Regions from separate parts of the Homo sapiens genome. Here region 1 is linked to region 2. A link is an interaction called in ENCODE POLR2A ChIA-PET data of the cell type or tissue named here. Cell type or tissue: OCI-LY7. All regions are shown on one strand.

The links. Peaks named below come from ENCODE experiments on the same cell type or tissue, not always from the same donor. Only the 100,000 strongest peaks of a DNase experiment are listed, where the experiment ranks them.
Region 1: POLR2A ChIA-PET joins it to region 2 with 11 read pairs; 2 of 35 experiments call an interaction of 5 or more read pairs at or near these places.

What each region holds. Positions count from the first base shown.
Region 1 is chr4:123,837,026-123,841,025 of GRCh38, forward strand. The region is part of intron 4 of LINC01091 (long intergenic non-protein coding RNA 1091); the gene reads left to right. Among named protein-coding and RNA genes, the nearest start is that of LINC01091, 190 kb to the left of the region's middle. In OCI-LY7, no CTCF peak of the experiment used is centred here; no DNase peak of the experiment used is centred here.
Region 2 is chr4:123,461,681-123,465,680 of GRCh38, forward strand. No RefSeq gene overlaps it. Among named protein-coding and RNA genes, the nearest start is that of TRC-GCA2-1, 45 kb to the right of the region's middle. RefSeq lists an enhancer at 593-3,619. In OCI-LY7, no CTCF peak of the experiment used is centred here; a DNase peak (open chromatin) is centred at 2,391; H3K4me3 peaks cover 1,028 bases; H3K27ac peaks cover 1,141 bases.

The DNA.
Region 1 (4,000 bases), 380 kb after region 2:
GGGGTGCTGTAGCTACCCATTTGGCTTGCTCGCTCCTAAAGCTATGACTGCAGCCATGTAGTCTTTCGTGTTTCACTTGAAACATGCTGACAGATGTGCTGACTGAACATTTTAACCAGTACACTTATTGTGGCTTCTTCTGAAGCTGATTAAGCTACCAAAACAATTCTATGTTCTTCTGCTGATTAAGCTACCAAAACAATTCTGTGTTCCTCTGAAGAACAAAGAAAGGGCAAAACCAAAAACATGAATCAAATAGAGCCAATATGGAAGATGTACAGCTTTAACAGAACATAAGAACTGTGGTGTTCAGTGGCTTTTGGAGGCCACATTCTTTCATGTGGAGAGAACATGGAATGGCTTACTGTCTTGCTATAGTTTGCTTTTACATTAGCACTAGATCTTACACTGGATTAGTCATTACTATTTGTAATGAGTCAATAAAACTTAAAAAATACCTTGGGACAGTTTTTCTAAGCTCAGGAAAATATGACTATAGCTAGGAGAATGATTTATTTCCAATTATTTATTGAGCTGCTATTATGTGATGAAGACTTATTTAAAGAGTAAATATTTTTGCAAGACATAGTCCCTGTCCAGGGGAACTGGTACACCATTGCTGAAACTGGTGTGGGGTCTTGCATGGTTGAAGGAAGTCAAAGCTCTAAGCCAAATTAAGGATTTTCTGGTTGCTGATAGAATATTAGAACTGAAAGGTCTTTCAGATATCGTCTACTCCTCTAATTTTATTTTATGAATATGGTAACTATAATTGTTACTTGTCAAAGATCACCCGGAAATTTAGCAAGAAAGTCATATATGAACATATTTTTCTTTCCTCTAAATCTGATGTTTTTTTCATGATATGACATATATATTTATATTAATTTAAATGGGTCAAATGTAATTTAATTTTACTTTTATTAGTTTAGTGTATGTATGTATATGTATATATAAAACAGTAGTTCTCTCTGGAGATTGGCATTGTACATATACATGTATATATATACACACACACACATATTCTTTGCAATAAAAATGAGATCACATTTAACCTACCATTTTGTACCTCACTTTTTCATCTAACTATTGCATGAATATTTTCAATGTGAATGAATATGTTAAGAATATTACTTTTATTGGGACTGCAAAATAGTCTATTCATCTTGTATTTTACAACATTTTACTTTGATGTAACTTTTAAACACGTTATTTGAGGTCAATATTTCCCTTTGTAAATCATTCTGCAATGAAGATCCACATAATTATATATTTATTCTCCATTCTTTCCTTTATATTTCCAGACCTAGAGTTTCTGGGTCAAAGGAAACACATACATGCAAGACTTTTGATCCACAGTGGGCCCACCAACAACACTTTCCACTCCCAATTTAAAAATCCATAGTTTATATTCAGTGCTGCAGGACTGTAAAATCCATCAAGGGTTAACAGGTCTATAAAAAAATCCAAACAAAACTTCTCAGCCAGAAATATGAAGTCACAATGGCTTAGCATCCACCCAGCAGGGCTGTCATTTCCTGAAATGTATTAGATGGACAGGTGGCATCGATTAAGCTCACAGAAGAAAAGTGTTTGTGATGGAGTCTCCCCATTTCCAGCCTTCAAAGGCAAGAGGATGATGATCTTAGATTTAGCAGTGGCCTCAGGAGGAGGCTTTTGTCACATCCTCATACATCTCTGACTCACATTTGCTAAAGCTGGAATGTAAAATGCATATATGAATTTATAACAACTTAGAAGTCTTCAGATGTTAATTAGAGAGCAAATATATTTACTAGCTGGGGTCATTGTGTCTCCTACCTCTTGTTTGAGTTTGCTTGCTGTGTGTGATTGCTTATCAATATAAGAGTAAATAAGAGTTATAATTTAATTGTTTACTGAAAGCTGCTAGATGTTTGTAATGAAAATACTAAATTCAGTGAGGTTTGCATCTATCTTTTAAAAGTAAGAATAAACATTCTAATATTTAAAAATTGTCAAAGAGAAAAATGCACATGTACTCTTTTTTCAATTTTAACCTCTGGCATTTTGCTGCCTTATGTAGTACGTGCTCTTTGTTTTTCTCGGATAAGAAATAGCTGTAGATGGTTTTTCAAGCATATTGTTTTTAGGTAATGCTTTGAGATTATGCTCCTTCATGATAATACTTGTAGACAGTTTCGAGCATGATGTTTGAGCACAGAAATTAACCTCTATTTGTGTTTCTGAAGCAGTCTGGAAATTCAAGGAAAATTGTTTTGCATTTGATTGTTTTATACCATCTGTGATTTGAATTTTTCATGTAGTAAATTATTAAATGCTATCTCTAAAGGTAAGATTTTTTTTCAGTTAAGTATTTCATTATCTAAGTAAATGCTAATAGAATTTCAGATTAAATTAATATTTAAAATAAATATATATGCAATTATTTTACCATCTTTATTTTATCTCTCAAGTATAAGCTAGTTCATATTTATAAAGGAAAACTGTCAATTTTAAATTTTCATTTTTGTTTACAAATTGATTTTTTTCTGATTATTGGATTCTAGGATAGCTCCAGGAAAGCTTATTAAAATTTTTATTACAGCTCGTTTTTGGATAATGTAGATTTGTACTTGGTAAAGACATTCATGTTAGTAAATATTATCATTTTAGATGAGCCTAGTCTACTTCAAAAATGAAGAAGAGTATATTGCTGTACTTAAATACAGGAAAGGTACATTTGCATGGAATGGAGAGATGTGAGGAAAATAAAAAAGCCCACATAGCATGGATAACTTCTGGCTTAGGGAAGACTCAGGCAGTAACTACGTGACTATTCTGGGTGATCACTAGGTAGTATGAGGGTCTTAGCCACCTGTCTGGGTGGGGTATGCCCAAGTTAAGAGTTGTGTTCCACTTGCCCTTGATAACTCCCTGTCAACCCAAATGTTTGCTCTAGAGAACAGCTTCCCTCTGTTTCATCAGATCCCTTTTCTTCTCATATTATAGTATAAGGCCCACTTCTTTCAGGACAGTTTCTCTAATTAACATCCAATGACCTCCAAACCATCGACATATTAACAATTCTGGATCCTTTCATTTACTCCTCACTTTTGTAATCATTATAGCTCTCATTTTTGTAAATGGGATGTGTGTCTGCATTGCTTCCCTTATTAAACTATAATCATGAATCTGGGATCATGGCTAATCTTGACTGTGTTCCCTGGAACAATAAACAAAATAGTTATAAATCTGAGCATTTCTAAATACATGCAGTCCCTAAGGGGAATTTTATACCAATTTCTTAAACATTATGTGGAAAATATGTTTATTCATTGGATTAAAAGGAGAGGAAGAAAAAGAGATGGGTCTGAGCACTGAAATATTTATCAAAGGTTTGCTTCATGCTGTACAGTGTACTGAAACTTTGTGACATGTTACCTCACATAATCCTTGCCACTGCTCACATGGAGATACTGTTAGATCCACTTACAGATGAGGAAATGGGGAGGTTTTTTTCTAAGTTTTAGGAAGTTCAGAGACTTGGTCTAGGAAACATCATTAGTAAATGGAAGCATTGGGACAAGAACTCAAAAAATATGTGACAGGAAAAACTCCTTCTCTTTGCCAATTCTAACATCTTCCTATTCATTTTCTACTGGGCTTATCTTAATGAAGTGAAGTAATGCTTTAAAACCCCTTTTTACATTTTAAACTTGCAAAGCTTTGGTGCTTAAGGTTTATAGTTCAGTAATTGATTCTACTTTATGGACTGTGAATTCTAGGGTGGATCATTCCACAGTAGATTCCTTATTCACCTTATCTATAAATATAGGACAATTGAATTTTTAATCTGGAAAGGACTCTAGGGATCACTTCATTCTGTACAACCATTATAGAGATTCTCTGGTTCTTAACAAAAATATCCAATTAAAACCTGTTGTGAAAATAAGAAGACAATGATTTTTCATTGCAGCGTAGGGCGGAAAATATCATTTTATTATAATTATTAGTGTAG
Region 2 (4,000 bases):
TCGCTCTATCGCCAGGCTGGAGTGCAGTGGCGCGATGTCGGCTCACTGCAAGCTCCGCCTCCTGGTTCAAGCGATTCTCCTGCCTCAGCCTCTCGAGTAGCTGGGACTACAGGTGCACGCCACCACACCCAGCTAATTTTTTTGTATTTTTAGTAGAGACGGGGTTTCACCATGTTAGCTAGGATGGTCTCAGTTTCCTGACCTTGTGATCTGCCCACCTCAGCCCCTCAAAGTGCTGGGATTACAGGTGTGAGCCACCACGACACCCAGCCTGTTTTTCTGTTTTGTTTTTCTAAAAACACTGTATACTTTTATATTTATTTTTACTGTACCTTTTATATATTTAGTTACATTTAGATAACACACATACCATTGAGTTACAGCTGCCTACAGTCTTCAGTACAGTAACATGCTGTACGGGTGTGTAGCCTTGGAGCAGTAGCCTAGGTGTGTAGTAGGGTGTACACCCTCTAGGTTTGCGTAAGGACACTTTGATGTTTATGCAACAACAAAACAGTCTCATGACACATCTTTCCGGACATAACCCTGTTATAAGGCAATGCATGACTATATTACACTTAATTTGTGAGAATGGAATGTGGTGAAGCATGTTCTAGGCTCAGTGCAGCCAAACTTTGTGGTTGTTGCTTCTGTTTATAGAAGCTCTAACAGTTTGAGATATAGGGTCCCTAGGTGCTTACCTAGGTATTTATAAGTGTCTTTGAATGTGTTGCAATAATTTCAAATAACTTAATGGAATCATATATTTCCCCGGGGAGGGTTGCTTTTTTGTTTTTCTCTACTTTTGATTTTGGTTAAAACTCAAGGTAATCTTATACCAGACACTCTGACAACTTGGTTGACTTGTGATTAATAAAATACTGCAAATTACATCATTTCAATATGGTAGGCAGTTTTAAAACCTGTAGTCACTGGACGAGAGTGAAGTAGAATCTACTGCCCCTACCTCAAACCTCATGTCCCACCATACCATTTCAGGACAGTTCTTTACTTCAGGAGTTTTAGCTTCTCTAGGGTAGATTTGATTTTTATTTTTTCCATAGTCACACATTCAAGAATCTTAACAAACAATTTGTGTATAGATGGAACTTCCCTTCATATATGTCTAATATATTAAAATTGAAATCTACACAGCAGATATGTTTTTCTTGGACTTCTTTGAATAACTGTATCATGCACGCTTCTAGAATTTATTTACTCCTCTAAGAATTCTTTGTTTTGGGAATAAACCTGTGTTGGTCTGGCTTACTTTGGGAATGTTGTTAATGGACATACATGTCTCAGTTGTGCGAACGAAGGCACAAAATTTTGGAGCTGGAAGGCTCATGACTTTTCAGAATTATGCAGTGGGTTTACGGACAGTCTCCTTTTTGGTGGATGATGTGGAAATCTTCAAGAGGGATTGGTGGATATTGAAGCAGCTTGTGACAGATTTCCTCTTCCAGGTGCCTCCAAATGTTAGTTTGGTATCAGATGATTTGGTCAGCTCCTTTAATTTTTAATTTTTATTTTTTTGAGAAAGGGTTTTGGTCTGTTGCCCAGGCTGGAGTTCAGTGGCACAATCATGGCTCGCTGCAGCCTTGACCTGCCAAGATCAAGCGATCCTCCCTCCTCAGCCTCCTGAGTAGCTGGGACCACAGGTGTACACCCCAATGCCTGGCTAATTTTTAATTTTTTTTTTTGTAGAGACAGGGTCTCACTTCTTTGGCTAGGTTGGTCTTGGACTCCTGGGCTCAAGAAATTCTCCAGCCTTGGCCTCCCAAAATGTTGGGATTACAAGTGTGAGCCACTGCACCTGGCCAGCTACTTTAATATGAAATGAAAAATTGGAAGATAAAATGTTATCATTATTCTATTATTATTCAGGAGACAGATGGGACAATTTGCAAGTAGAAATGGGGATGACAATGATTAGGGACTAAGTTTTTAAAAATAATGAGAATTTATATATCTATCAAAATCAACATGTCCAGATCTTCATGTCACTTCCCCCATCAACTCCATCCTTGGTTTTCTTCTTATGACAAAATAAAGAATGAACCCTTAAAAATAACAAACAACAGAAGACAGAAGACATTTCTCATGAATTTTTGACGCATGTTTGTTGCTATTATTGTGCTCTATTTCCTATAGTTGCTTGTTTAAGCGTTTAAAAAAAATTCATTGAAATTTATCATTTTTCTCTTAAACCAACTCAAAATTTCGTGTGTGTGTGTGTGTGTGTGTGTGTATGTGAAAAATGTCCCTAGGATCAGCTCTATTTGCATTGGTATTTCCAGTGGAAATGTCAAGTGTGACCTTTTTCTTGTTTGGGTGTCTAATCCTATTTTAAAGCCCTGTCACGCCCCTGCCAAGGGTCAGTGCCCTTGTGAATAGAACTTCAGCACCTGCTACCCCTTTCTTCTCCTCTTCTTCCCCTCTGAGTAGAACTGGAGGATGTTCCGGATGGCAAACAAAACAATACTATGCTTCAATGACTGCAGTGCTAGAAAATAATTCCAGACTTGACAATTTGGCAGAGTAAGTTTTGAAACCATGAGAAAATAAACACAAAAAAAGCAAACCTGAAAAGAGGAAAAGAATAAACGTGCAGGAACATTGCATTTCATTGCTGCAAATATCAAGACTAACACCCCCTTGAACTTTTAAGCTGATGAGATAGGGGCTCTGAAAAAAGACCAGCTCTAGCAAATACAGGCTGCTAAAATCAGTGTCATTGACATTTCACCTTTGGAAAAAATTATTAACATAAAAAATTGTGGGAAATATAATGGAGGAAATTCAGATTATTATAGTAACTGGGTTTGGTTTCTCCATTTCCTAAAGTAGAATTTTGAATAATGATGCTTAGCAGAGCTGAATTAAGCAGTAAATGAATGTAGACAATTTGAATAGCAAAGGGATTGTATGCTCATGCTTATTATCATTTAAAGATAATGTTCTATAAAAGTCAGCTCTGTTTGCCAGTGCTTCGGTTGAATTATAATTTCCCATCACAGAAATTATTAGGGAATTAAATAATTTTGTGTTGGAACATAGCCATATTTAAATGTGTAGTTTCTCACTGAAGTTCGTTATCAACAGTTTTATCTGACAATATCTCACCACAAAATTCCTAAGGGAACAATCTTTTCTGGCCGCATTAATGTTCTCACTGTTTTTCCTAAAATCATGCTAATTCCCACTTTTTCATATGAAATAAAGCCTTAGTGATGTTTTCTCATATTGAAATCCAAGTGTATTTTCTCTTTTACTTTGTACCATGCTCCGCAATCTGGTTTGGTACACAGCGCTTCCATACACGTATCTCTGCTTTTCCCTCATCACCTTATATTCTGATCCTGCAATAGTTTCTTGTGTGCCACCACAAGAGTAACCATTCTAAGAGATCATATGACACTCTTCCTCAAATACCTCCAAACCCGAAATTAAATATAAATGTATAATTGATTATGATAAGGCATAATCAAACTAGATTGAATGAAAATATGTAGAGATAGGGAGTGCCATGACCCAGAAAGCTTCAGAAAGCAATGGAAGTGAGAGTGACCTAGAATTGGGATGAGGTGGGGCTTGAAACAAGCCTTGAAGAAATGGGAGTATTTGGTGAGAAGTGACAATGGAGCATGTGTCCTCTTTTAGGGAACAGTGACCAAAGACATAAAAGCATTTTCGAGTATGGCTAATACAGCAGTTTGGCTAGCATGGCATGTCATAGGAGATGAATCTAAAAAGTAGGTTAGGATTTGCTTGTGGCTGGCCATGATTATCCGTTTACACATCTTTGTCCTCTGGATTTTGGGAAGCCATGAAAGATGTTTGGGCAGGGTAGTGATATTATCATCTAGGAAGACTCACTCACTGGAAATGTACAGGACAGACTGGCTGCGGATAGAAGGCCGGAGGCAGATAAACTGGTTAGAAGACAGGGATAGAATGCCCGAGGCAGAGAAACTGGTTAGAAGACAGTTGCTGTAAT